Linked DNA regions of Homo sapiens: region 2 is linked to region 1. Evidence: chromatin loops called from intact Hi-C (ENCODE). Cell type or tissue: Calu3. All regions are shown on one strand. Each heading gives the region's core, and the rest is flanking DNA. Links, peaks and the distances in the headings are about the cores only.

Region 1 (15,069 bases), core at 2,257-10,256:
AGCAAAGTCTCTGAAACAGCCTTTCAAGTTTCATTGCAAAGCTGCATGCATATATTGACATCTCTGGGAAGAGTTTGCTCTATTCCATTTCCAGAGCACAATCAATGCATAATTTAGGAACCACCATTTACTTGGACTAGGTAGCTTGTCAGCTGTGATTGGGTGACCAGTTTGTCTTACCTACTGTAGGGGTTTTGTTGTTGATTTCAGGAAAACGTACAGGTACTTGTTTCCAGGAAAAGTTGATTTTAAATTGAATATCTTAGACTTTTTCCCTTACAAAAAGATAGGAGGTATTGTTTTATCATTATCATGTCCCCTTTCAGTTAAGAAATGACTGTTTCCTGTTCCTTAGCATCTTCTTAACACTATGGGCCTTTTTAAGAAGGAAGTCCTTTGGATAAGTAGTTAATAGGAGTAATATTTCCAAATAGGCAAAAGACTGAAAAAAGTCCTCATCCATCTTTTTTAATGTTAAAGAGTAAATATTCTGCGTTCTATGATTCCTTTTCCCCCTTTTCCCTATAAATCATTCTTATATTGAGCAATGTCTCAGGCTTCTGAAATCCTGTTTTCTCAGGTTTCTTCTTCAAATCTGGGGAAGACTTGGTTGGCTCCCTTCAGACCTCCTCCATTGATGCTTATCTTTCCTGACTTTATTTCCTAATGGCCAAGCTTCAGGGCTCACCTCGCCTGCATTTCATCTACTTACTTGACATGACTGCAGAGAAGTCCTTCTTCCCTTTATGGCCACAATTTGAAAAAGAAAACAAACAGCTGAAGCTCTCCTTGCAGCCCAGCAGGCTGGGGAAAATAGTTCTCATTCTCCTTGTTCCCGGGTTCAAAGTGCACTTAACATTTTATGGGGGTGACCAGCCCTCCCAAGGTGCTGGTTTGAGTGGGCCTGTGTTTTAGCCTGGTGGACAGTTAACCATGCTGACCTCCTTCTTTTTGCCATTGCCTTTCTGGCTGAGTTGACGCCAATACTCTGAGTGAGAAGGGGCTGCTGCTCCTTTGAGCGGAGCACCAGGGAGGGGTGGGGAAACATCTGATCTTGTTCAAAGGGGATGTCTCTGAAGCATGAAGATTGAACTGATTGTGACCCCACCCTGGGGGAAGGAGACATTCTCTCTGGAGAACAGGCCAGGAGGAAGAAGCCAGCAATTACTAATCCCATTGGCCTGTGGGTGTTCAGGGTCTCATATCCGTTTAAAAGAGAGAGAATTGGGGTAGAAGGTAATAAAGTAGGCCTTAAATTAGAGGAGCAGGGGGTCATTTTATCTAATTTTGTGGTTGTTACTGAGGAATAAAAGGCAGAGGAGATAATTTCATTAGCCCTTTTGAGGTCTTTATCACAGCAAGATGGCATTTTGGGATCAGCAGAGCCACACAGGGCCTGTCCACGTCTCTCCTGGTAAAACGAGAGCTCGATATCCAGTGTGCCAAGGGAGGGGCCGGGAGGCACAGTAACCCTTCAGGGCACTGTGGTCAGGAACAGATGGTGTCTCCTGCCACAGTGAGAGGTTAGTTGCTATAAGTCCTGATGTAGGACTCAGCCAGCTACTCAGGAACATGGCATTCCATCTGAAAATGAAGAAATCCACCAGAGAAATGAGCTCCTGCAGAGTTGGGACTTAGTCTTTTGCTTCTGAGGAAGGCTTGTGGGTCCTCTGCTGTTGACTTGTTTTATTTGCAGCATAGTGGTCATCGGACAAATTCCTTTGAGTTGAGCATTATTCGGAGTGTCAAAGCACATGGTAGAGTTAGCAGAGAGTCAGTCAGAGCTGTGCCTTCTGTCAGGTGAATGCAGTTCTGTTCAGAGTGGAAGTAGCTATCGAGGGCTTCATAAATGCCCTGCTGAGTAGGCAGGTATTTCTGTTCATGTTTGCAGAGAGGGAGTGAGGCAAAGAGAGGTCCTGTGACTTGCCCGAGGTCTCCTTGTAGGGAAGTGGGGAATCTGGATTCTAACTTTGAAATTAAGCTTTCTGTGATCAAAATTAGTAGAAACAGAGGAAAAAGGATGAGGAGGAGAGCAATAAAGGTTTCTTTAAGAGAAAGGAGAGAGAAGTAGTGGTGAGAAACAGTTCTTTGTACTAGCCACCAGCTGGCACCATTCCCCAAAAGCAGCTTGGTTTCTTTCTGTGGGGAGGGAAGCAAAGTGACCAGGGGAGACAGGGAAAGTGAGGGAGGCTGGAGAGGGGAGGATAGAAAGGGCTTTTAGAGTGTCTGACACAGCCCTAGGCAGTTGCTGGTTAACTTCGAGGGCCTGTGCATATCATCTGAAAGGACAAGGCATCCACTGCCTCGTCAGGAGTCTTGCTGGGGCTCAGCCTTTCCCATGTCCGTCTTCATTCACACCCTTACTGTCTCATGTCTGATGGCTTTCTTGTCCTCAGCTTCTCCCTCTCTACTGCATACATTTCTGCTTACTATATTTGTTTTTTGTTGTTGTTGTTTTTTTGAAATGGAGTTTCGCTCTCGTTGCCCAGGCTGGAGTGCAGTGGTGCGATCTCGGCTCACTGCAACCTCTGCCTCCCGGGTTCAAGCAGTTCTCCTGCCTCGGCCACCTGAGTCGCTGGGATTACAGGCGCGTACCACCATGCCCGGCCAATTTTTGTATTTTTAGTAGAGATGGGGTTTCACCATGTTGGCCAGGCTGGTCTCGAACTCCTGACGTCGGGTGATCTTTCTGTCTCGGCCTCCCAAAGTGCTGAGATTACAGGCGTGAACCACCGCGCCAGGCCTGCTTACTGTATTTCAACTTAGCTCTGAAGAAAAAAAAAACTTCTCTTGAGTTGTGCTCATGAAGACCCTACCCACTGTTAAGTACATTTAATCATAGCTTAGGTTCGTATCGTGCTTATACAAATCTGTTCCCCCCATTGATTCAGGAGCTGGTATTTTCCCCTGCCAGTTGATGATGGAGACTGCGGACACCTCCCTTTCAGTTGGATGCGGTGCCCTCAGAAACTCCCAGAAGGCAAGACTCCAGCCAGGGGTTCTCCTGAAATGTCTGAAGGGAATTGCTGGGGGTGGGGCGTGGAGAGGGAAGAATGTGCACTTGATCGCTTAAGGCTTCTCCGTATCCTGTACGTGAATCTTTGCCCTTCTCTACGCGGATGCAAGAGTCCTCTTGCTTTGGCCACGTGCTGCTCCTTTCCTTCAGGACTGTGGCTAATCAGAAGTTGGCTGCACTTCAGTGCCTCTTAAAAGCTTTTTTCCCTGGCTGTGTTCAGGATGTTGAAGTGCAGTGTCAGAAATGATGTGAGTTGATGAAGAAGAAATAAACAAACCCAGGCAGCATGTGAGGAAGGCTTGGCAGCCCTGCTCCTGTTTTTCTTTAGTTTGGATCTGAAGGAACCAGATTTCCTCATTGGAAGGAATGGGGCTATGAGGGTCCCTGTGCCATGGAGCCTGAGATGTGCATGCCAGTGGGCCTTCTGGACTAGGGCACCGGTTAGTTTAATAACTCTGGGATGAAAATGTGTAGTTTATGGTTGGCAGAATGGAGAGAAGTCACCTGGCCGCAACCCGACCTATATGTCTATATGTAAGTGGAGTTAAAATAGCATCTGTTCAGGGAGGCGGAACATTCCAGAATGCTTCAGTCCCCTCTTGGCGCCAATGCAGAGAGTGGAGAATAGGAAAGCTGGGAGAGACTTCACAGAGCTTCTTGTCTAAGCCCCTTAATTTCAGTTTAGGACACTGAATAACTTGGCTAAAGCCCCGTGAGGCCAGGGGCTCTTGTCTGTCTTGTTTGTTCACCTTCATACCTTTGGTGCCTGCATTGTATTAGGTACTTAAACATGCATTTGTTTGGTGAATGAATGACATAAATGAAGATACGACTTCCGACTCCTAATCCAGTGCTCTCTCTGAGATATTTGTAGGCAGAAAAGTCTGTAGAAGTGTTGCCAAATAACTTGTATGTAGTTGAGGCTATCTTGAGATTATATATAGGTTAGAAAATGGAGATGTAGCAAAATCAAACTGGCTCCTTAAAGTTGGTGGTGAAGACAGGCTTGTTCAGGTTTGGGGGTGGGTAGGAGGCAGGACTGCCACTTTGCTCAGCAGATGGGGCTCCTTTCACATTGGATTGTGTGTGAGTGGTGCCCTCTGAAGTTGGACGATGGCCCCAATAGCTCAGCTTCCCCAGAAGAATCAAGATGACTGTGGAAAAAATAGGCTTGAAGTTGCCCCTTTCCTTACCAGCAGCTAGGAGCCTACCCTCGTTTTGCAGCCCAGTCCCCGCCTTTTCAGAGGGATGTGTGACTTGGAGCTCATCAGACTTACCCTCTGTTTGTAGAGGGGTGTGTGTGTGTGTGTGTGTGTGTGTACGTATAGAATGCTGCAGGTGTGACTGGAAGGTCACGTTTGGTCACTGTAGCAACAGGAGTAGGATGAAGTCCTGCACACAGGGTCTCTGCCACTGTCCAACTCCATTTGGAGAATTGCAACTCTGTTGCCATGGGCCCCAACCAAGGAAACCAGGTCTTACAGTGGGCTGCACTTAGAAAACCAGGGTAGTCCTGGCCAGCATGGTGAAACCCCATCTCTACTAAAAATACAATAATTAGCTGGGCGTGGTGGCAGGCACCTGTAATCCCAGCTACTTGGGAGGCTGAGGCAGGAGAATCGCTTGAACCCAGGAGACGAGGTTGCAGTGAGCCGAGATTGCGCCACTGTACTCCAGCCTGGGTGACGAGCGAAACTCCATCTCAAAAAGAAAAAAAAAAAAAGAAAAGAAAACCAGGATGGTAAGCCACACAGCCACTTCTAGGCTGGTAACTCAAAGCATTGCTGTTTGTTTATCTGTCTTATTTAACTTCTTAGTTAATTCACAAACAAGAAGAGATTTACAATTACAAGGGAGTTTTAAAATTTAGAATAGTTATAGGAGGTTAATTCAAGATTAAAAGTTGCTAAAGAGAATTTGCAAAATCAAGAAATGTTATTTAAATTCGCAAACTCTGATCTGCGGAGACTTTATTGCTTGCTGCTTGCTAGGTTTCATCTGCCCACTCTGGGCCCTCCTCCCAGCCTGGCTGAGGATGTGTCTCTTGAAATTGACCTTCAGGCTTTACCACTTGGCCTGCTATCTAGGGGAGAGTGTGCTTCCTCTGGAATCCTTGACAGCTGACCATTTTTGGGTGGAATTTGTGTGCCTCCTCTGGGACAGAGAACACAGTTCCTCCTGGAAATCCCTTTCACTGGTTTCCCTGACTTCTGCCGGTGCCTGCTTTATACAACCCTTCTCATTTCTCTCCAGGGGATGTGTGGCAGACAGCCCATCTCCCGGTGGGTCAAGAGATAAGCTGGAGTCAAACCCTGATTGATGACTACAGAAAGAATCAGTTGGGTTGTGGCTTCTGTTCTGTATTAAAGATCACAGGACTTATTGATCTAAAGCTGGCAGGCTCTCTGCAGGCCAGCAATGAGTTGAGCCAGTTGCCAAAGCAGCAAGAAGAATGACTGTTGTCTAGGCTATTAGAGCTTGAATGAAAAGAGTGTATTTCATCTTGCACAGTGGCATTAATCGTTACTTTGTTATTCTGGGGAAAACCAGGCCTTTAGGAAGTGATTTGGTGGTAGTGTCCTTATAGTCTGGTGTTTGAACTTCTCATGGGGGCTGTTTTTTGGCACTGATATAGTTATCTATGAGCTTGTCCTGTTGTGTGGTGCTAGCGTAGTGCTTTGGAGCAAATGGTAAATGTTTACTTGAACCCAAAATATACTGTGTGCAAAGCCATGCAAATTAGAAACAAATTAAGAATACATATGTGTTAATAAAAAATGGCTTATTTGGAAAATCTAGTTTCATTCATTCATTTACATGTGGGGAAAACTTGATTATTCTCTTCAGGATTCTTGAAAGTATAAACAAAAGTGAGGTGGGAGTGCCCACCTTCCCCAGCTATGAGCCTTAAGCATTTATGGAGGGTATTTTAGAATGCACACTCTTTAGTGCAGAAGAGTTTCAGCATTGCCTGTGGATGAAGGCACACCTTTTGCTTATTTGTATACTTATTGCATGTGACATAGTTTCAATGCAATAGTTCTCTCTCTCTTTCTTTCTCTTTTTAAAGCAATCTATGGGGGTCTATAACCATAGTGGCAGAAAGAAAGTTAATGGAGACTAAACAATAGTGTTCATGTTTACAAAATTAAATGCTGAAACATGATGGAATTCTGTATTAATGGGGTTTCAACTTGCTATAAAATGAAAATAATGTGATGGAGTTCTGTATTCGTAAGATTCCAATCCGCTATAAAAATTAATGTTAATAAGCAAGAAGATTGGTTCATATTCGTGGTTTTCTTCCTGCAAAGTCAAATAGTATACATGCATTTGTTAATGACTCCCTGAATAAGGTCTAAATCACTTAAGTACAGTTTTATATGGAGTGGAAGTATAAGAATCAAAGTTTGTGGTTATTTTGTAAGAATTTGCTTCCATTTTTACAATGCAAGTCAGAGAAATCTTGATGTGTTCCATCTTTTCTTCCATTTGTATCTTCTCTATTTTCCTCTAGATGATTTCCTCCCCTATTACACATGCTGTTTTCCCACAGCCTAGATAAGATCCCCAATCATCACCCCAGTTTCATCCCCCTTCTTTACAAGGCCTGACCCCGTTAAGGGTCTCCAAGTTCTTCCTCCAGCTAGGCAGGCCTCAGTGGTGTCTCAGTCTGTATCTTCTGGTCTTTTCTGGATCCCAGTTGTACCTCACAAGCAGCCCAGCTCACCCTGAATCTAAAGAGCATGCCTTTTCTGTAGCCTAAAAATGTTAATGATTAAATACACAAGGTTAGATTTTGTTTGGTGATAATGCAGCCCCTTTAAATATTTTACCAGTTAAGAAACATTAGAGAGACTTGTCAGGTTCCTTGGAGGAAGAGAATGCTTGGGAGACAGCCCCTCCCAGCTGCATTTTGCCACAGTAAGGAAGGACTGAATTCTGGGCAGAATGTGTGGTGTGTGGTGGGAAGCCCCAGCCTTAAGAGTCAGGCAGGCTCAGGGTCCAGGCCCTGCTCCCCATTCCCAGGCTCTATGACCTCAGGCAAATTATTCTTCTCTCCAGGGCTTAGTCTTCTCATCTGCAAGATGGGGATAATCATGCCTACTTCATAAAATTGTTGGGAGGATTAAATGAGGGAACCTATGTAAGGCATACCTGGAATTTAGTAAGTAGTCATTGGCGCTGCTATCGTAATAGGAGGGAGTCTGCTTTGAGTAATCCAGTGCCTTCTGAAAGTTTCTCCCTAATTGTTGCCCCTCAGCCAAGGTGCTCAGAGCGTTTAGGTAGCTGATGTTGTTTTAGGCATGTAGTGCATGTAAGTGCTGGTGCCACCCTGTCGCTTTTGAAGCCTGCTCCTGAGTGTCCTGGAGCTCCTGTGTCATGTTTGCTCTTCTCCATAGCAGACAGGTGCTGGAAACTGGCATTTACCGGGGCTTCCTATGCTTTTAGAATCAAGGGACTTCTAGAGTGTGTATTTTGAGATGAGTTAAAATTAATAGTCATTTAAAAAATTAAATGAGCCCTGTGGTCAGATTTCTTAGAGAGTATGTGTTTCTCGGGAGGAACACTGACTAGTGAGGACCATTCTTGGTGGCCAGCTGCTTTGTGGGGCAGTTAGATTCTACTTCCTGGACCAACAGCTTAGGGGGAAAGGGGAAGGCAAAGCCAAAAAATTGTGTAAAATGTATTTATGTTTGTCCTGAGAGAATAGCAATGTATCACACACCATTAACAGGCCTGACCTGCTAACAGTTCTGCACTGCAGTTTGCACCAACCCAGCAATGCAGTAATTTATTTCACTGAGGGAATTGTGGTTTTACTTGCCATGTATTGGTGTCATTGAAACCACGTTTTAAGAGGAAAGTAGCAATTAATGTTTAGAAATGGGAAATAGCTTTACAAATTTGTGGTGGAAGAGACCCAATAAAAATGACTATCAGGAGTTTTCCAAAGGTGAACCCAACAGTTTCTAAATGGTGTTTTCTGTCTGGTAGCTTGACAGCTTTTGATTTGTAAGTGTTAACCAAAGCATGACTGCCACAAACAGAGCAGGGTGTGTGAGAGAGAGTATTACTGCAAGGAAGAAAGTAACTCCACCGAGATGCAGGCAGGCATCTGTGCTGACTTAGGAATGGGTGGAGAGGTCTAGAGTGTGTTTGCTCAGATTACACCCTGTCTGTGTCATTGCTGCTGCTGTTCTCCCTCTGCCAGACGACAGCACTGAAAGAGTGGCTGTTACTCTCTAACTTGGGGTTTGCCTGCATCCATGCATAAACATTTCAGCTCATTATCTTAAGAAACGGAGGACCAGAGCATTTGGGAACCACTGAATACTGAATCCTTTAAGGTTTGTTTTCTGTTTGTTTTTATTATGATTGATGAGATTGGGGATTCTAAATTAAAAGTGACTCCTAAGGATTCAGTTAAAGGATGGTGTCATAATGAGAATGATGGTTTTACCTGGGAGGCAGAGGTTGCAGTGAGCCGAGATCGAGCCACTACACTCCAGCCTGGGTGACAGAGCAAGACTCCATCTCCAAAAAAAAAAAAAAAGGAGTTTGAGAATGATGATTTTCTTTTAGTAGGAGAACTCTTTTTAAAAATGAGATATTTCACTGGAGCCACGGCATATGTGCATTTAACTCATAAAAATTAAACTGTACACACATGGTCCGAAAATAGAGAGAAATCACATTGAGAATAGTTTGGAGCTGCTTGGCAGTCGGCTCCATTAGAGCGGGCGCCCCAGCACAGGGTTTCTCAGCCTCGGTGCTCATAGCGTTCTGCGCTGATCATGTGGCATTGTGGGTGCTCTGTTGTCCTGTGCTTCCTATAGTGGATGCCTAGCGGTGTCCCTGGCCTCTGCTGACTAGATGCCAGTAGAACCTTGCTTCCCCATTCGTGACCATGAAAAGTGTCTCTAGACCTTACCAAATAAATGTGCTCTGGAGGTGTGGAAGAGGGCAGAATTGTCTGGGTTGAGAACCATTGCCTTGGCGTGAGACTGATGGGAGGTGCTTTTCAATCTGTTGCTCCCTTAGATGATCACTGTTTGAGGTCCTTGTTGATCATTGTAGATCATCATTCATAGATCATCGTCGCCTTTCTATGATTGAATAAATTTAAAAAAATAAAAAGAACTCAAACAAATTTACGAGAAAAAAACAAACAACCCCACCAAAAAATGGGCGAAGGACATGAACAGACACTTCTCAAAATAAGACATTTATGCAGCCAAAAAACACATGAAAAAATGCTCACCATCACTGGCCATCAGAGAAATGCAAATCAAAACCACAATGAGATACCATCTCACACCAGTTAGAATGGCAATCATTAAAAAGTCAGGAAACAACAGGTGCTGGAGAGGATGTGGAGAAATAGGAACACTTTTACACTGTTGGTGGGACTGTAAACTAGTTCAACCATTGTGGAAGTCAGTGTGGCGATTCCTCAGGGATCTAGAACTAGAAATACCATTTGACCCAGCCATCCCATTACTGGGTATATACCCAAAGGACTATAAATCATGCTGCTATAAAGACACATGCACACGTATGTTTATTGCGGCACTATTCACAATAGCAAAGACTTGGAACCAACCCAAATGTCCAACAATGATAGACTGGATTAAGAAAATGTGGCACATATACACCATGGAATACTATGCAGCCATAAAAAATGATGAGTTCATGTCCTTTGTAGGGACATGGATGAAATTGGAAATCATCATTCTCAGTAAACTATTGCAAGGACAAAAAACCAAACACCGCATGTTCTCACTCATAGGTGGGAATTGAACAATGAGAACACATGGACGGACACAGGAAGGGGATCATTACACTCTGGGGCCTGTTGTGGGGTGGGGGGAGGGGGGAGGGATAGCATTAGGAGATATACCTAATGCTAAATGACGAGTTAATGGGTGCAGCACACCAGCATGGCACATGTATACATATGTAACAAACCTGCACATTGTGCACATGTACCCTAAAACTTAAAGTATAATAATAATAAAATAAATATATATATATATAAATAAAAACTCTGAGGCATAGCGAGTGTAAACTGTAAACTCTAAAGGATGAGTTGGAGATGATGAAAGCATTAGATTTGCTCCTCAAGAGAGAGCAGCCTCATTGAAATATCTTCTAGAAATTTCTAAGGGCCAAAGCCCTATAAAGAAAAGTGATTGGGGCCAGCACCATGGCTCACTCCTGTAATCCCAGCACTTTGGGAGGCCAAGGTGAGTGAATTCCTTGAGGCCTGGAGTTTTAGACCAGCCTGGGCAACATGGAGAAACCCCATTAATAACAAAAAAATACAAGAATTAGCCAGGTGTGGTGGCACACACTTCTAGTCCCAGCTACTTGGGAGACTGAGGTGGGAGGGTCGTTTGAGCCCAGGAGGCAGAGGTTGCAGTAAGCTGAGATTGCACCACTGCACTCCAACCTGGGTGACAGAGCCAGACCTTGCCTCAAAAAAAAAGAAAAGTGATTGGTCTATTGACACAAATCTTGGCCTTGTCAGTTCAGATATTTTTTTGGTGATAGTGGGGCTCATGGCCTATTTCTAAACTCCAAGTCTGTATAATACCATTCTGCTGTGTCCCGTCTGGTTTTGACCGATTTTCTGAAAGGCAGGCATTCTGGTTCTTTCTTCTCAGGCTCCGAGTCCCGAAGCAGGCCTTTTTCAATGTGTATGTTCAAGTCTCAGTGCATGTTACCTTTAGAGTGTTTGAATTTATATACGGTATGGCTGGAAAAGTTTTGGATTTTAAAACAGGGTCCCTCTCCTTGAATCTGGGTGGACTTGTCAATGCCCTGACCAATAGAGATGACGAAAGTACGTGTCACCGGACTGACTTCTAGGGCCAGTCACAGAAAGCCATGCAGTTCCTGTCTTGTTGGAAGGAACACTGCTCTTCAAGCCCTGAGCTCCGCTTCGTAAGTCCAACTCCCCTAAGGCCATCATGGCAGGAGAGGCCATATCTGGGCGCTTCAGTGGATGTTCTTATCTGGACCCAGCCTTCCAGCTATCCCCACTGACATGCAAACCAAGCCTCTAGACCAGCCCGTCCACCGGCCGAATGCTGCCTGTGACCGACCTCTGCCATTGCCACATGGAACAGAAGCACCTCCCAGCTGCTCCTTGCCCAAATTCTTGACCCACAAAATGTGAGACACCATTAAAACTTGTTTCAGATGACCCCTAAAAAATAAAATCAACCTCTTCATCTGGTGCTCTTATAAAAACTTACTACGGAAGCTTCTTGAGAGACAGTTCGTTGGTCTTCCTGAATAATTTTTTTTTTTCTTTTTTGAGACAATGTCTTGCTCTGACACCCAGGCTGGAGTGCAGTGGTGCGATCTTGGCTCACTGCAACCTCTGCCTCCCGGGTTCAATTGATTCTCCTTCAGCCTCCCAAGTAGCTGGAATTACAGGCGCCTGCCACCAAGCCTGGCTAATTTTTGTATTTTTTAGTAGAGATGGGGTCTCACCATGTTGGCCAGGCTGGTCTCAAACTTCCGAACTCAAATGATCCACCTGTCTTGGCCTCCCAAAGTGCTGGGATTACAGGTGTGAGCCACCGCGCCCAGCCCCTGAATTTTTTTAAGGGTCATGATGCCTGGGAATAAGTTTTGCCCCACTCTGCAGACTTTAATGCCTCTTTGGCATAGTCTATCAAACTATTAACAAATATTTTAATTTTAATAAATATTGCTTATGACAACTATTTTTTAAAAAGTGGAGTTGTTCTGTTTAATCTGGAGAGTAGGGTCAGAGTCCTGCCTTCATCCGGCGCCCTCTCCTAAATTATTGCTCTCATACTCTAAGGCAACTCTGTGGATCCTCCCTGAAGTTCACAGCTTGAAAGAGCTTTGCAGTTATTCTTTCAAGATGAGATCGGCTTGTCCTAAATCCAGCCCTGGGGTTGGAAGCACCTTTTAGGGAAGCACCCTAAAAAGTGTGTCTCCTGGAGGTGAACAGTGTTAAAGTATAGGTTGAAAAATTGCACCCATGGGTGCACAGATGGATGTCTGTGTGCCTACAAGCAGGTAGAACAAACTATCCATTAGGCTGAGCTGGTGAGAGTGGAAAAATAAATAATTATTCAAACTTACCTCTTTCTTAGAGAAAACGAATAGCTTTCACATAAGTGTGGAGTTCCTGTTCCTTTTAAGGAACTCTAGGCTGGGCATGGTGGCTCATGCCTGTAATCCCTGCACTTTGGGAGTCCGAGGTGGGTGGATCACCTAAGGTCAGGAGTTTGAGACCAGCCTGGCCAACATGATGAAACCCCGTCTCTACTAAAAATACAAAAAATTATCTGGGCGTGGTGACACGCACCTGTAATCCCAGCTACTCAGGAGGCTGAGGCAGGAGAATCGCCTGAACCTGGGAGGCGGAGGTTGTAGTGAGCGGAGATTGAGCCACTGCACTCCAGCCTGGGCAACAAGAGTAAAACTCCATCTCAAAAAAAAAGAAAAAAAAAAGAGAAACTCTAGAAGTGTCATAATTACTGTCATTAAAAGGGACTTGTGACACTTCAGATTTTGAGGCCTACCTTATGAGTTCTTCCAGAAGCTAGGGTTTGCTTCAAGAAAGTCAGAATTAACAAACCATATGCAGGGATCTTTCTCCTTAATTAGGGCAGGTGGGCTGGATAAGCTGTCTTTTTGCAGATCTCTGCCGAAATGCAAACCAGTCCAGGTTGTCAGGGCTGTGGACATCAGGCGTGTCACTGTTAATGCTGGGGTCATTGAGAAGAGTCAGACTCATATCAGGAACTGTTGACTGAGGTGTTGCAAGGAGAGCAATAGTTCTCTCCTAGCAAAGGCTCTGAAGGGCTGCCAGTGACAATTGCATGTCCTTAGACTTCCTAAATCCCTTCTAGCATCCTTTTCCTTCTCCTCTGGGACACATCAGCACACTGAGCAAGGATTAGGGGAGGTGAGCATTTATTGGCATAGTATTCTGAAATCTGGATATGACTGCCTTGGAATTCTTACTGTAACCTCTTTCGTGACTTTTATGTAAAATGTCTTCCGAAGCAATCCATAGTCGGGGTGGTCAAGAAGAAAACCTGGGAAGAGGATGGACGCGGTGGTTCATGCCTGTAATCCCAGCACTTTGGGAGGGCGAGGCGGCTGGATCACAAGGTCAGCAGATCGAGATCATCCTGGCTAACACGGTGAAACCCCGTCTCTACTAAAAATACAAAAAAATTAGCCGGGTGAGGTGGCGGGCACCAGTAGTCCCAGCTACTCAGGAGGTTGAGGCAGAAGAATGGCGTGAACCCGAAGGCGGAGCTTGCAGTGAGCCGAGATTGCGCCACTGCACTTCAGCCTGGGTGACAGAGTGAGACTTCATCTCAAAAAAAAACCCCCAAAACAACAACAACAACAAAAACCTGGGAAAAGAGGTTGGATTGCCAAGGGAATGGGAGGATGGGGAGGAGAAGAACAGAGGGCAGAAGGAAGGAGGACAAGAGGGAGGAGTGTGGGTGAGCAAGTTGCAGAAGAGAGTGCAACTGTTAGGTAAGCATTCCTGGTCCTGAGAACCTACCTAGCACCAGCTTTGCAAAGGTAACCTCTCTTCTGTGGAGTCATCTGGGTGAGTCACCTGTGACTGCTTTCCAGAACATTGCCCTTATCAGATGGTCGAAAAGAGAGGACAGGCTGAGGAAGGAGTGTGGGTGTTGTATTTTTTGTGTATCCCTCAGTTTGACCTTCTTAGTCATTTATACTTATGGAGCCAAATGAGTGGCTCCCTTATGATAGTATAGGTTCTTACTAGTCCCAGCATGAGGTTTTGAATCAAATTTTGTTTTGTATTTTGGGACAATCTGAGTTCTTTTAGATTAGGCTGAATAAGGGAAAGGGCTTCTCACGATGCTTCTATCAAGAGGCTAGGTTTGTAGATGTCTGGCAGGTCATAAGTTAATTGGAAATCTTGTGCTTAGAGTTTATGAAAGAGCAGATGAAGAATGCCTACCATATATGGATTTGTTTTTAGAAAACAGTTTTCTGTTAGCTATTGAGCCTTGATGACTTTTTAAAAATTTGGATTGTTTTTAGTCTAATTACCAGTTTAAGATTATGTGATTTGATGTAGGAAGAGGGAAGAAATATGTTATGCTGTTATGTATCTTCCCAGTGTCTCTCCTTCCTTTTTTTCATCTTCCTTTGCTTGATAAACAGGTATTTCTTGCATAAATTTTCTTGCTGCCTTTTGATTTCGTCTTCTGTTTACCGTGATGGTTCTCAACTGGGACAGGACTCTCGCTTCTCCCGTCTCCTCTCTCCCTTCCCCACACTCCACACACCAGAGGCTTTTGGCTGTGGGAGGGGGATTGGTTTGCCCAAAGGCTGTCAGGGAATAGAGACCAGGGATCCTAAATGCTTGTACAGACATCAACTCCTGAAATGTTGATACTGCCCCCATTGTAGGTGGAAGTCAAAGTCTCTTCTGCAGTTTATGGTGGAGAGAGTCTTGAACTTTGATTTTAAAATGTGGCTAAGATAAAACAAGCTAGTAGAGTAGTAAAAAGCCCAGGCTTTGGAGCCAGACTGCCTGGGTTTGGAATCAGCCCTAACAATTACCAGCTAGGTGATCTTTGGGAAGTTACTTGAAGTTTCTTTGCTTCAGTTCCTCATCTGTAAATTGGAGCCAGTGTTATCTCATAGGTTTTTGTGAAGATCAACTGGGTTATAACAGAACCTGCCATGTTTGAAGTGTTCAGTAGTTACTTCTTTTTGGTAAAATATAATTTGAAAGGGTCCGAAGTCACTTTTTTTTCTAAATTTTTTAGTCCTTTTTTCTTTTTCTAAACATGAGCTGTATTGATGCTCTTATTTTTATATTTGCAGAGTCAATATGGGTTCCACCATAAGTTTAAGTTCAAATGTAACAAAATGATTTTAGAATGTTTCCTAAAGACTTAACAATAAAATGGGTAGAGTCTGGCATGTAGTAATAGAAACAGTAGGTTTATGTGCCAGATAACTGTGAGAACCACTTGTATCAGTTTGATTTAACACTGCTT
Region 2 (15,069 bases), core at 4,171-12,170, 54 kb after region 1:
AACTGAATATGATATTGCTTAGGGGAGTCTAAAAAAAAAAAAGCTCAAAGGACATCAGAAAAACAAAATTGTCTTTTTCTCGTTTAGAAAGTGTGGAAGGCCTGGGAAAGATTTTCTCCAGTGACTAGGAAATATTTCTTCATTGTATGTAAGCTACTCTCCTTTTAGGAGCTGTGGAGTCATTTCTTAAGGCTGTGAGCTTGAGTCTTGAATGGACTCAGCTTGGGGAGAGTGCAGTATGACTGTCCGTAGTGAGCCAGGCAAATGGACCCGTGTACGGCAGATAGCCTAGTTCTTGGTCGTTCACTTTTGTGTTGTTCCAGTTGCCAGTTTCAGCGTTTAAATGGCACCTTTTATGTGAGTTGAGCTCTTATTTAACTTAAAAAAAATGTTGAGAGAAACAGCCCCCTTTGACTCTGAAGGAAATAAAATCACAAGTCAAGATACCAATGGGAGATTGTGGAATTTCTGTCCTGGAGATCCTCAGAAGTAGAACATAAAAATTAGGTCACTTAAGTAAGTCTGCTTGGAGGCTGACCAAGATGGCCTTTTGCAGTGTTCCAAGTTTATGAAACAACTCATGTTGATATTCATATACAGTTAGGGCATCAGGACGATCAGTCCTTTGTTACCTTATCCTGTGACTTCTTAAAATGTTTTGACTTCCCTGTGCCTGGAAGGCCTGCGTCTCTCATTTGCACTGTATGATATTGTTGCTTGTGGAAATTTAGGAATGAGTGGGAGGGAGGAAGTAAGAGGGGTTATCCTTTTAGAAAACATTTGATCTTTTCAGAGGATGGCACTGAGAGGACACTTGGCATAGACAGAGCTGACTGGACTGAACCTATTAACAAAATCTCTAAAGAACTGCACTTAGCTTGTGGGTACTTCCTGTAAAGAACTATTGCATTGCCAATGATCAAGTTTGCTGGCTTTAAATGATCTATAAAATGCTAAAAGATTGCTTGGTTCAATGTCACTGGAAGCTATTTCACTTTAAAAAGTTAAGAAGACTGTTGGTATCTATATAACAAATCTGCCTATGTACCCCTGAACCTAAAGTAAAAGTTAAGAAACAAACAAACAAAAAAAGATTGTCAGAAGATTTTAAATTCATCTGGCTCCAGTGGGAGCCTAGAATGACAAAGAATTGAAAAGTCAAAGAAAAGGTTATTAGTGGAATGTCAAACCACAGTGAACATAGTTCTTGGTGACTTGTTGAATTTCCAGTGTCCCTGGGGCCTTCTCTTCTCCTGCAAATTGTATCCAGTTCAGACGCCTACAGCATAGTGGCAAACCAGTTTCCCTCCCTCCACTGCCCTTAAAGAGACACAGCTCATGGTTCATGAGCACCTGTGGGGAGGACTTGTTTTTTTAGGAATGGGAGAAATTTAAGGCTGATAAAGGTGCTCAGCGGACAGGAGAGCAAAAGGTAAAATTGGGAGACTTACCTTTACGTATTTATTTACTTTTTCGTGGGTAATTTATGAAGACTCTAATTTCTTTCATTCATTCTTTTTTGAGTAAAAATTTATCTTTTTTTTTTTTTTGAGATGGAGTCTCGCTCTGTTGCCCAGGCTGGAGTGCAGTGGCGCGATCTCGGCTCACTGCAAGCTCCGCCTCCCGGGCTCACGCCATTCTCCTGCCTCAGCCTCCGGAGTAGCTGGGACTACAGGCACCCACCACCACGCCCGGAGAATTTTTTGTTTTTTTAGTGGAGACGGGGTTTCACCGTGTTAGCCAGGATGGTCTCGATATCCTGACCTCGTGATCCACCCGCCTCGGCCTCCCAAAGTGCTGGGATTACAGGCGTGAGCCACTGCGCCCGGCCAGATTTATCTTACATATTTTGGCTGGGCACAGTGGCTCATCCCTGTAAGATTGCACCAGGCCACTGCGCTCCAGCATAGGTGACAGAGCAAGACCCTGTCTCCAAAAAGAAAGTTTTACAAATTTAAATTAGAAGATTAAATGACCTCTGCGACTCTACTTCTTGAAATTGTCCAGTCTGTGCAGGATGAAGACTTTTCCAGAGACCTAGAAACTAAATTACACTATCTTCCCTTTGTTTTTCTTCTCTTTGTCTTTTGTAGTGTGTGTGTTATTTTCCTGGTCAGGGAAAAATAAAGGAGAGAACTCTTAAGCTATAACATTTTGTTTTAGTGCTGTTTTCTTTGCTTGTTCCATTTTAAAAAGACACATTCATTAAAATAAAACCTATGTTTTTAGTTATTTCTCTCTTTTGACATTTTGTGGAGTTAGTTTTGCCATGTGGGTTTTTCTTTTTTTCTTTTTTTGAGATGGAGTCTCGCTCTGTCACCAGGCTGGAGTGCAGTGGCGCAATCTTGGCTCACTGCAACCTCCGCCTCCCAGGTTCAAGTGATTCTCCTGCCTCAGCCTCCCGAGTAGCTGGGACTACAGGTGCGTGCCACCACGCCCGGCTAATTTTTTTGTATTTTTAGTAGAGACGGGGTTTCACCATATTAGCCAGGATGGTCTCGATCTCCTGACCTTGTGATCCACGCACCTCGGCCTCCCAAAGTGCTGGGATTACATGGGAGGGCCACTGTGCCTGGCCCTCCATGTGGTGGTTTTCAAGGTGTTTGTTTATTTACAGCAAAACCCTTTCTTTCAAATGAAATCTTGTGTTTAACCCTAATATAGGAAACAGATCAAGAGCTGCTGCCCTGTGGGGGTTGCCTGCAGCCTCCTTCTTGCCACGTGGTCCCTGAGGCACAGCTGAGCAGCCTGTTTTATAATCCACTGGCAAGAACACAGGATTAGGAAGCAGTGTCTGTTTAGCGGTCCCTAGCTCTGCCACCAAGACCTTTGGTCACTTTACGTCTCTCGATTCTTTTATGAAATGATGACTTTGGGCCAGAGTCTCTCTGAGGTCCTTCCTGCTCTGACAGCCAGCAGTTCTGAGTCACACAGAGAGACTGAGGTGGTGAGGTGTTTGGTGACGCTCAGCAAGAACAGGTCTGGAGAGAGGAAGAATCACCCTGCTTTAGCATGAATAGCCTTCACTTCATGTAAGCGAAAGCTCAGGAACCAAAACATGCATCAGCAGAATTGCCTCTGAGGACAGTGTTTTCTGAAGGTTTCAGCGAGCCATCTGCAACCTGTTAGCACAGAAAAATCTTGTGGGGAAAAGGACTTCAATCAATTGTAGGTGGTTGTTTACCACTGATTGTTGAATTTGCTGATCAGCAGTGGTTTGGTTAAAACCGTTTTCCCTTACTAGACAAAATTATGTCCCATCACTTTTTTGTTGTTCTTAGTTGGGAAATGCATCTGAGACATAGTTCAAGAATCTGCAGCCAATTAACACATTTGGTTAGAGAATGGAGATGGTGAGGCCAGGGTCAGGGTTCAGTTGGTATGTGGGCCAGTTAGCTGAGCTGGGCCCTCTGGCCAGACTGTACTTTTAACCCCAACCAACTGGCTCTCACATGTGTGCCATGGGTCACAGGGAAGGGTTAGAGGGCATGGAAGGATATCCCAGCTCAGCCTCTCCTCCTGGGGCCAAGCTGGGCCTTTGCCCTGCTGCTGGAGGGCTGGGCCTGGTGTACAGAGGGCACCCTCCCCACGTCTTTAACAGCTAAAGGGAAATGTGAAATACTCCCCACGGACCAGTATCTTCACGCCCACTGTTAGTGGGCCTCTTCAGTCTGAAGACAAAACTTCCTCCTCTAAGTTAGAACAGACATTATGTAAATAATGCTTCATAGTTCTCATCGTGAGCGTACTCTCCTCCTCTTTGGGAATTGGGAGAAGAGCTGGCATTAAAAGAGAAATTTTCTTCTGTTTTGGGTATTTGCTTCTATTGGATTTAGTTACAATTTGTTTCCTATAAAATATAGGAAACACAAGTAGTTTGAAGTAAACGATCTTAGTTAGGCACTTTTGATGAGACAAGTGTTCATTCCTATTATACAAAATTCAAACATTACAGAATTCTAAAACTTACACACTTCTTAATCTATGCACAAACCTACCCCCATGGTAGCCATCAAGATAATCTTGAATCAATTTAAAAATGGACATAAAAATTAGAATTTTAAAACTTGTGATTTATTTTTCCCCCAGAATTATTTGGGTCCAGGGCAATGGCTTCCAAAGTGTTTGTTTCAACAGTGAGTGCTTTCTTCAAAATTTTAAGTCAAATTCTAACATGGGGGGAAAAAAGATGAAAGCAGAGACAGGCTGTGCAGGAGCTCTGCTCACTTCCTCCTCTGCCTAACCAGTGAAACTTACAGGTCCCTCTGTTGAGAGACCCCCTCTGCAGAGATACCTCCAACATGCCCTTCCCTGCTGTTTCAGCGGTTGAGTGTGTTGGCCTCAACTTCCCTGACCAACTCTTCTAAGTGGGGCAGCTGTAGTGACGCTTGTTTCCCTGCCATTCACTTGGGGTGGTTATTTTTAGCTAAGCTATAGTTAGTTGCAAACTTAAAAGCTAACCACCTAAGCCAACCAGTATTTTTTCCTATCTTAAAATTGGACCTTTACATTTAAGTCATCCTTTCAGTTTAGCTCAAATGCCACATTTGTCACTACTTTTTAGTCTGTGCCAAGAAGTTTTTCTCCTCATGGATTGGGTTTAAGGCTGTCACGATAGTGCTTGCACCCACCATGGTAGACAATTCTGTTCATGGATCTTGTAGAAATGAGTTTTTTCCTTGTACTCCCCGTTCCAGGAAATTGAGTTCCTGCCTGTTTTCTCTTCCCCACTAGATAATGAGAAGCAATGCAGTGTTATTTCACACTGTAGGTCTTGGGTGCCCAAGCCTTTTTGGGACCCAAGCTGCACAGCAGGACCAGGCGAGCGAGCATTACGGCCTGAGCTCCACCTTCTGTCAGCTCAGCAGCAGCATTAGATTCTCATAGGAGCACAAACCCTATTGTGAACCGTGCGTGCGAGGAATCTAAGTTGTATGCTCCTTATGAGAATCTAATGCCTGATGATCTAAGGTGGAACAGTTTCATCCCGAAACCATCTCTCCCTTACCCATTGCCCACAGAAAAATTGTATTCCAGGAAACAGGTCCCTGGTGGCAAAAAGGTTGGGGACTGCTGCTGTAGATAATGCAGGATTATCTATTAAACTCCGTATCTGTTAAATAGTATATCTGTTAAACTCTGAACAACTCTTGAGTAACTCCTAGCCCTAAAAAAGAAAAACACAGCCTGGTGTAAATGTTCAATTTTTAGGTCCATGCTGTACCCAAATACTTGTCATTTGGCACTGAAAGTGGTCTTTCACAGTCTTACAATGTCCTCATATATTTAGTTAGTATATATATATGTGTGTGTATATATATATATGTGTGTGTATATATATATATACACACATATATATACACATATATATACACATGTATATACACATACATATATATACACATACATACATATATATATATGTATATAAAATGTACTTTGTAGAATTATTTGGCTAAGCTTTGAAGAGATAGCTCAGATATTTCACATGCCCTAACTCTTTTAATACATACATACCTCTGAGGTAGATGCTATTTTTTCTTTTTACTGTATAGTAGCCAGCTCTTTCCTTAATTACTTCACATGCTTTTCTGGGGGTAATCTCACTCTTTCATATGACTTCAGTCATAGGAAACTTCATAGGTGACTTCAGTCACCTCCTATATGTTTGCAGTTTTCCAAACTATATTGCCTGTGCTACTGGAATCCCCCCTACCTGGTTGCCCAGCTAGGTACTTCAAACCTTAAAAGCTTCAACAGAGCAAAATGTCCTCCCTATCTCGTCTGATCTCCTTTCCCCCCAGCATTTGGTCAAGACATTATCATCTGCCCACGCGTGTATTCATCAACTGATATTTACTGAGAGAGTGCGTTATTTCTCAGGCACTATTACTGGTGTTAGGGATCTACATATCACAGACCAAAACTGATTAAAAGCCTTGTCTGCAGGGAGCTTACATCCTAGTGGATAGACAACTAACTTAAAAATTCAGATCTATTTCTGTACTTACCTAGCTAGACATTTCTGTCTCTGTATATCCACCTTATCCATCCATATGATGGGCTCCAGGCAGTGGTGAGAGCTGTGGACAGGCAGTGCTGGAGGCACAGAGGGGTGTGTTGCACTTTTAGCAAGGGTGGTCAGGGAAGGAGATAACATTTGCATGGAGATTTGAATGAAGCAAGGGATGAGTATGAATATCTGTGATTTGGGGGGGCCTGCCTCACCCTCTGTTAGTCCTTCCCAGTCAAGGACTGTTTTGGTCATTTTTGGATGTCACCCCAAGCCACAGTTTGTAAATGTGAGCCATGAGATGAGTGGATGGACTTGAAACAGGGAGTTAGACAAGCGAATAATTATTAGTATGGTGGATGTGACCCCTACCACTCTCTGAGCTGCGTGAGCTCAGAGAAGGGTGGCACGGAGAGGGCAGAGGCGAGGGTGGGTTCAGAGAAGGCTGCGTGGAAGATGACACTGAAGTTGGGTCTTGAGCAGAGTTTCATGCATGGAGTTGGGAAGGATATAGAGGCAAAATAGTTACAGAGGCAGATGCCCTGGGCCTCAAATCTGAGGTTTGCAGAATGCAGCATCGAGTTCAGGGTCCACACAGGCCAAAAAAAGGAGAGGAGCACAGCACCATGACCTGTGATGGGCAGTGTGCAGCAAACTCCAGGACAGATGAGCTGGGGGTGGGTGTGTTTTAAGAGGACAATTTCCATTTACCTGATTTTGAGTGCTGCCTTTGGAAAAGGAAAGATGCGAGAAGGAACCGGAGGCTTTTCCACCTTCTCTTTCCAGATGCCTCCATGAGAGTGTTCCTTCCCTACATCTCCCTTACTCTGTGTCTTGTCTTCTAGTTTTAATCTTGGCATCTGCTTTTCAGAAACATTGGTCTGTTATTACTTAAAGCTTATGCCTAGATTTGGAATGCAGACCACTAAGAACTGTCAGGCACAGAAAGCGCTTGTCAGCACTTACAGCCCAAGTTATTCACTGCGGCCACCTGTTTGCCTGGCCTATTCCCCAAGTGTGCTGCACTCACCTGTCTGCCTGTAATGCCCTGTGTCTGTGGATCTTAAATAACCTATTCTGGAACAAGTAGGATATTTGATGAGGTTTGCACATTGCTCGTGCTCAACACTATTCACAGTAGTTTCTGTCTTGCAAAATGATCATACGTATATATATATATACGTATATATATATATACTATATATATACGTATATATATATTCAAGGTTAAAAGCAAGACAGTTGAGTAATTGTCATCTGGAGGAGGGTTTCTCAGAATTGCCTATACACATTTGCTCCCCTGTCACTCTCCTTCATCACTCATAGTCTAGGGCTACCCTACAATAGAAGGAGTTCACAGAGGTGGGTCCAGACACTGGTGTTTTGGAAACACACCCACTGGAGGATCCCCCCTGCCTTGGACAGCATCACTGCTACTCTGTGCTCCATTGCTGCCTGCGATTCCTCCTTGCCTCCTGCGCTTTCTTCTCATGCCGGAATTCCTGCTGTCATGTTTGCCTGATGATTTTCTCCACTCTCGTTAACCCAGTATTTCTTTCTTCTACATAGCCTGACTTTTCTAACTACTATCTGTAGGGAATGTTCATAGGGCAATGATCCTTTTGTTTATTCAGTAAACATTTATGAATTGTCTACTCTATGTCATGCCCTATGTTGAGTGCAAGAGATATTGAGAGGAGTAAGCTAGAATTAGTTTTGTTCTCAAGGACCTTGTTGTCCCATAGATTTATAACTAAATATTGGGGAAGAGGTAAGAATTATGTGAATGAACATGGTCCCAGCAGTGTGGGAATAACAATAGCAGTGTTTTGATATGCACACCTGGCATGTTAAAAAGCAGTATAATTGAATATGACTTGTGGCTGGCACGTTATAGGCTATTCTGTTGTACCTAGATATTTAAAAACATACTCTCTAACAGCTTTACGTTGATGGGATAATGTTTGAATCAAGGAGTTTCTCCTTCCTTAAGAGAAGGAATTTTTCCTGATTAGCAACGTTTGGCTTAGAGTCCGCGAGGTCTTTGGAAACTTGAACCTCAGTCTTTCACCACTGTGGTTGAGTGGCAGGGCCGGCGTTGTTGGGGTTCAGGTTCCCAGCGTCTCACATGCGTTTAACACAGTCCAGCCTTTGGCAAGCTGCCACTTTCTGTGCTTGGTAGACGGTTCATGAAACTCGACACTCTCATGTCTTTCCTTGAAAATCTTGCAAGGTTCAGCAATCCTTCAATGGCTGACCCAGTTCTGTTAAACTCCTGTTGTCAGACACAATTGTGAGGTAGTCCTGGACCTGTTGTCAGAGAATGCATTTCAGACTTTAAAAAAAAAGTTACACCAGCCTAGTTCTGGAGCAACGATTAATGCTTTGGCTGCAGAAATGGGGAGTGCTCTTTGTGCATAGTATGTGGCCACAGACTCCCCTTAAAATGTGGACAGACTTCCTCGAGCATTTGTTGTATCAGTAGAGCACAGTAAAGTAGGATTTGGACAATTATTCCTTTAGTTGACTCATGTAAATAAAGCCTTAGAGAGTGTGTCTACTGAAAATATAATGAGCTCTTCCTAGTCAGGTAGAAGGGATGGTTTTGTGAAAGTAGCAGAGCTCTTACTGTATTTTTGTTTTAGCTAATCTTGCTTTGGTATTTGCCTCGGTGCTTCAAGTCTTTGGGGCCCATCCTTGCCCCTGTTCTTAATATGAGGAGATAATACTTAATAAGAATGATGGTTGCAGGCATCTTACGTTGGTTGTTGCAGTATTGCCTAGCTGGAAATACACTGGCCTGCCTGGGGGGTCAGAAGTCCTAGATTGAAGGCCGTATTCTGTCATTTACTAATGGTGTGATTTAGCTTAAGTGGCTCAAATTCTTGGTTTATAAAATGGGGATAGTAAAGATGTCTCTCCCCACCCACACTCCGGCCCCCTTTTAGTAATAGTGCCTATAAAATGAGAAAATGAATTGCAGAGTGTCCTGTGATACACAGTGCTCTGCCATGAAGCTCCCATTCTTGCTGTGGATGGGCATAGACCTCAGGTCTCAGGGAAGGATTGTGAGAGGACAGTTGCTGAGACTTTCCCCCTCTGTGGCCTCTGTGATCCTGACTTACTGTTTCTTAACCCACCCCAGAGGCAACCTGGACCACCTCGGGTCAACTCTGTTTATTACACAGTTCTTTCTTCATTCAGCTGAAATTCACCCCTGTCATTTCCAAGGTAATTTTCACTCCTTGGTTCTAGTTTTACAGAGTAACATGAAACAATTCAAATCAGTGCACTTCAAGTCTTAGCAATCTGTAACTGATAAAAGGGGTCTTACAACTCTGCTTCCTGTTTTTGGCAATTCAATTCAATAAATAAGTGCTGGTGCCCATCACGTGGGGGCCGTGTTCTCTGTGTGGCACTAAAGGCAGCTATTGTTTCTCCTGACATCCGGAAGTGTAACAGAAGGGCATGCAGCCCAAATGGAGATGAATGGGAAGCGAAGACTTTTTAACTCCTTAATGTGCAAAAACACGGTAGTTTTAATTTTATTTACAATGTTTGTTGGAATAAACAGTGCCTACTTTGATTGCACTGTAAGTGGCCAAGCAGATTAATAATATACATATATACAGATAAAGACCAATATTTACATGAACCCATGTGTTTAACAACCAGTAAGTGAATAAAAACCCATATTTGCATTTAGGAAAATGGAAAAAAGGTGACCTGGCAGCGTGAGAATACCATTGTATGTGCTCTAATTGATGTTCTTGTCATCAGCACATCCCATGAGAGGATCCTGAAGTGTCTTCTCAGTGATTAGAGGAAACACACTCTTTACACTGAGTTTTACACGTTGATTATAGTATCCAAGACAAAAATGAACAAATGAAAAAGCAGTACAGCCTTAGCAGTAGGTGCCCCTAGCAGTTCTTGACCCCTGTTACTGACTAGCTGTGTGCCTTTGAGGAAGCCAGCCCTTATTCCTCAGGAATTTGTTTCCCTCATAGTTAAAATGCGGCCAAAATTTTCTCTCCTGCTTGCATTATATAGTTGTTAGGATAAAATGTGATCATGTATACGGATTTGAATATTAACACCACTTCTTGCAAGCCATGTAACTTTTGGTAAGGTTAAGTTTCTTTTTGCCTGCTTCCTCATCCTTAAAATGGGATAATACTGGTAGCTACCTCAGGGGTTTTGTGAAAGCAAATGAGTTAATTCACAAAAATTGTTTTTCAGAAACATTAGTCTCTTATTACTTCATAAACTTTAAGTAGTAACAGACCAATGTTTCTAAAAAACAGATGCCAAGATGAAAACTAGAAATAAAGACACTGTTCTAATACATAGAACAATGCCTGACAGTCCTGATATATTAACTTTTTAGGTGAATGTTTGAAGGTTCTGTGACTTAGTATATTTTTAGTATACTGTATTTTCGAAATAGCATATTTAAAAAAAAAATGAAAATCACACCCTGTAAACTAACCAAACCCAGAACAGAACTGGCATGTTTTTATCTTCCTGACTACTCTGGTGGTTTCACAAGATATTACTTCTTTGTCAGAAAAGCTTAATCATGATACTAAGAACCTATTCCTAAATGACTGTTATTTTCAAAGCTTTGGGTCAAATTAATTGATTCTAGAAAATGCTTTTTACTGTCAGTGTGAATTTGGAAAGCTTTAGGTGGGAACTGGGATACAATTCTGCCTTTTCCGTTACTGTTAGGGTCTTGACTGTCTTAACTGTCCAGAGCTTTGCTTGGTTTATATGTAAAAAAAGGAGATTTTAAAAAATGTTATCTTTGAATTTTGAACAGTACCAAGGTTGAAGTGACTCATTTTGTTGTGACTCATTTAGCTTTTAGAAATAAGGAAATGTTGATCAAGAACTCCATTTATAACAGACCCATTCATAATAATCCTAGTGGCATATTTCGCAGAAGCCATTTCCAGATAAAAATACTGATCATGACTTCCCCTAAAGGGTAAAATAAAATTGTGGGAAATGTTTAGAATTTAGCAAGTAATTAAGTTAACAAAGAACCATTTTTAAAAAGTCATCGTTTCGCCGGGCGCAGTGGCTCACGCCTGTAATCCCAGCACTTTGGGAGGCCGGGGCGGGTGGATCACTTGAGGTCAGGAGTTCAAGACCAGCCTGGCCAACATGCTGAAACCCTGTCTCTACTAAAAATACAAAAATTAGCTGGAGGTGGTGGCACATGCCTGTAATCCCAGCTACTCAGGAGGCTGAGGCAAGAGAATCGCCCAGGAGGTGGAGGTTGCAGTGAGCCAAGATCGTGCCATTGTACTTCAGCCTGGGTGACAGAGGGAGACTCTGTCTCAAAAAAAAAAAAGTCTTAGTTTCCTTAACTGTTATAACAAAGGACTTTATGAATTCAGAATTCTTTTGTATATTTTTATTAAAGTGAAACCCAATGACTGTTGTCCAGTATCTTCAAGTTTATTACTAAACTAAAATGACGTTTTTAGATAGTGGCCTTTGTGCCACTGTTGGCTTTTCAACCTCAGGTACACTTTGGATTAACACTGGTGCTGCTGATATTAAGCTACTTACCTGCATATAAGTGTGGACATTCGTAGCTTGATATTACAGATTTTGATTGTTAGCCCATGGCTGTATTTGAAAATTTGATTATAGAAAATAAGCATGTGGACTTCTTGTTTTCTTGCTTATCAGTGGAATTGAGGCTGTTGAATATTTTCTGTTTAATTTACCTTATGTGGAATTACATATTTATACACCCCAATTACATTTTTAATATCTCATGAACTCAAAATGCTTTTTTTCTAAATATTTACTCGTATACAGTGTTACCTTATAGTCCTAAATAACATAAGCCTAATCATTTTTAAATGAAGAAATTACTTTTAAATGTGCAAAAAGAAAAAGCTAACTGGCTAGTCATCTGCTAGCCAATTTCTTTTAGAGTTTGCATTAAGGAATATGTGGTTTCTATCAGGGGAGGTGATGAATAGGCTTTGTAGAGTGGAAGAGATTCTTTTAAGAGCAAGATTATCTGATAGGAGGAAAAAGGCGTGTTTGGAAACCCTGGATCCTATGGTATTGAGGAAGGTTCTCTACTTCTTTTAACATCAGTTTCCCCATCTGTTAATGGGTATCTTTGTCTAGAAAGGTTGTAATATATTCCTATAACAGTCCCAGGTGCATGACAGATTTTCAACAAATGGTAATTGTGACATTTTATGTTAGAAATTTGTTCCATTTATGTTTAATATTTCAAAGCAATGCTGAAGAGATATTTGAGGATTCTCTGTTTTGTGAATGTATTAGTAGGCTTATAATTTTCTAAAGGTTCCCTAAAGACTTTGAGACCACCAAAAGGAATCCTTGATTTCTAAATAAACTAATCATTAATAAGTTCTTACTTTTCAACTTTTCTTTTTACTATGTTAGGGTTTTTCTAAAAATGGCCCTTTTTCCACTTTCCCAGTCTTGACATCTTTGTGAATTTAGCTTTAGAACATTAACCAGCGTAACTGAAAAGGATATAAAGTGCTGCTAGGATAGTTTTTTCAGTCACAATTTTGTATTTTATTTCTTAATTTGTTTCTGGATTTTTGAGCCTTTTTATGGTCATTCATAAAGTGTCCTCCCGGACACAAGTTGTATTTTTAAGTTGGTCCCCTTGTGAGGGGAAAGGAAACGATGTAATTAGGTACATGTTCACAAGCTGGACATTCCCCCCTGGCCTTTTACTTTTTCTGGTTCATCAGTGGTTTGGACCCTGTGTTCGTGTGTCGGTGTTCCTGGGGGGAGTGGCCGTGTTCTAATGCAAGTTGAGCTGTGTGCTGCCTGGGGACCAATATTTGAATCGTCACATATTTTAATGAGATATAAAATTGCATGCTAAGTCTTCTTTGTGTGTATGTGTTTTTAAAATCTAACTCTTTGTTCAATTTGTTTTTCCAGGTGGCATTTTTCTGAAGTTGTTCATTAAGACTTCCCAGCATTCCTACAGATATAAATAGGTAAGTAAATGAAATCACATGACCTTATTGTTGGTGATTATTTGGAAACAATTTTCCAGCGAATGGCAACTTCTTGAAAAAGATGCAGTGTTTCAAACTTTTGAACCCTGTGTGGTCAGCACTAATTTTTTAAAGGCTAGAAACATCACTTGGATCAGCATACATAAATGTTATAAACAACCCTGTGAAGTTTCTTAAATGATATTGAATTTAATGCTATAATTGCCACACTTCAATTCTGACATGCTTTGTTTGTCACCATTCATACCCAAGTTTCAGAGCTCTTTATAATAGGCATAGCTGAATTTGTCTTTCCTTTCGAGCTTCTCTGTGGACCATTTCATCATTTTTATCATTTCTCTCAGAGAAAGTAGAGATAGCCGATTAAAAATACCCAATTTTATTACTCAGTGATAGCTCATATGGAAGGCTTGTGGGAATAAAAGTTAAAAACAGTTGACTAATAGGTGATTTATGATTAATTCTACAGGTTCTAATTTATAAAGGTCACTTTTTGAAAATATTAGTGACGATAATAGAGGTTGAGTAATCTTGTACAGTACACATTTAAGAAAATCAAGGCAGTACATAGTCAAATAATTGTCCCAAAAGACTTTGATCCAGCCCTGCTTCTCCCAAGGGAGAAGCCTATTCAGCCAGGTCCTCTCAGGTCTTATTATAAACTGGAGGTTCGGCTCAGCCCAAAGAAGCCAGCTCAAGGTATGGATTTGGGACTGACTGACACCCTTTCCAGGAGGGTCTGCCATGTTGAAGGGATTTGCACACAGCATTTTCACAGATACCGTCTCATTTGTAGAAAAGTCTTTTAGCTTGCAGATTCTAGGGAAGGAAAAATTGCTCTTATGTTATGAAATGAACTGGTGACTCCTCAAATGTTAAGTTGTTCTAACAACTTCTACTGCTTAGGTTAGGAAGCTTGAGGTTTTTGTTGTTGTTGTTAAACAGGAATTGTAAATACTTGTGTGTTACGAAATTATTTGAGCAGAATTCCTTCTCATAGGAATGCCAGGGCTGACCTGAGACAGATGGTGTCCTGAGCAGGCTAATCATTGGCACCTTATCAAACTGATAATCTTTTTTTTTTTTTTTTTGAAGTGGAGTCTGGCTCTATCACCCAGGCTGGAGTGCAGTGGTGTGATCTCAGCTCACTGTAACCTCCACCTCCTGGGTTCAAGCGATTCTCCTGGCTCAGCCTCCTGAGTAGAGTAACTGGGACTACAGACATGCACAACTACACCTGGCTAATTTTTGTATTTTTAGTAGAGACGGGGTTTCACCATGTTGGCCAGGCTGGTCTTGAACTCCTGACCTCAAGTGCTCTGCCCACCTCAGCCTCCCAAAGTGCTAGGATTACAGGCGTGAGTCACCATGGTCGGCCCAAACTGATAATCTTTATCTACTCCGTATTTATTTAGTGGAGGTGGGAGAAATTAATTTTCTATTAATAAAGATTATTAATAAAAATATATACCTTTGCCTGTATGTTGAAATTAAAGAACTTATTACATGTGATTTTCTGAACCAGTTGCTCATAAACCTGTTTAAAGTTTGGCTAATAGTACTGCCATGTGCTGTTCAGATGCAAAATTTCAGATGCTTGTCAGCTAGATGACACTGGGGTTGATAGTGAGGTCTGGTTTGTGCTCATAGAGTTCTACAACTGTAGATATTCTCATTGGAGGCAGGCCTGTGCCGGGGAGGGGCATTTATTTCTACTCCCAGGCACTGTCTGCCTGAGTGGAAGCAGGAGCGATTTTCATTTTACCTGTTATTTAAGGAGCTGCATGTGAAAACCCGAGTGAAGAGGCCCTACACTTCTCATGTGTTTCCCAGTAATGGCTTAGTCCCCCCTTTGTGGGTTGTCACCCTGGTCACTGCCAGACTGGCCTGTTTAATCCTGCTCTGGGGAAAAGCCAATTTCATTCTGCCAAAGCCTTCAGGATCCAGGTGGTGTGTTCCCTTGAAATGCCCCTCTCTGAATACTTAACCTAATAAAACCAGCCTTCTCTGTCTTTT

Evidence for each region. Peaks named below come from ENCODE experiments on the same cell type or tissue, not always from the same donor. Only the 100,000 strongest peaks of a DNase experiment are listed, where the experiment ranks them.
Region 2: it touches region 1 in a loop (2.1-fold over the local background); 3 of 110 quality-filtered maps call a loop at or near these places.

The regions. Positions count from the first base shown.
Region 1 is chr5:78,614,474-78,629,542 of GRCh38, reverse strand. The region is part of intron 2 of LHFPL2 (LHFPL tetraspan subfamily member 2); the gene reads left to right. Among named protein-coding and RNA genes, the nearest start is that of LHFPL2, 27 kb to the left of the region's middle. RefSeq lists a silencer at 2,981-3,180 and an enhancer at 12,488-13,687. In Calu3, for the core only: no CTCF peak of the experiment used is centred there; a DNase peak (open chromatin) is centred at 5,360.
Region 2 is chr5:78,562,776-78,577,844 of GRCh38, reverse strand. It overlaps LHFPL2 (LHFPL tetraspan subfamily member 2), which reads left to right. Exons shown (of 5, transcript NM_005779.3): 3 at 12,974-13,032. Among named protein-coding and RNA genes, the nearest start is that of LHFPL2, 78 kb to the left of the region's middle. RefSeq lists an enhancer at 4,363-4,412. In Calu3, for the core only: no CTCF peak of the experiment used is centred there; DNase peaks (open chromatin) are centred at 8,154, 9,424 and 11,214.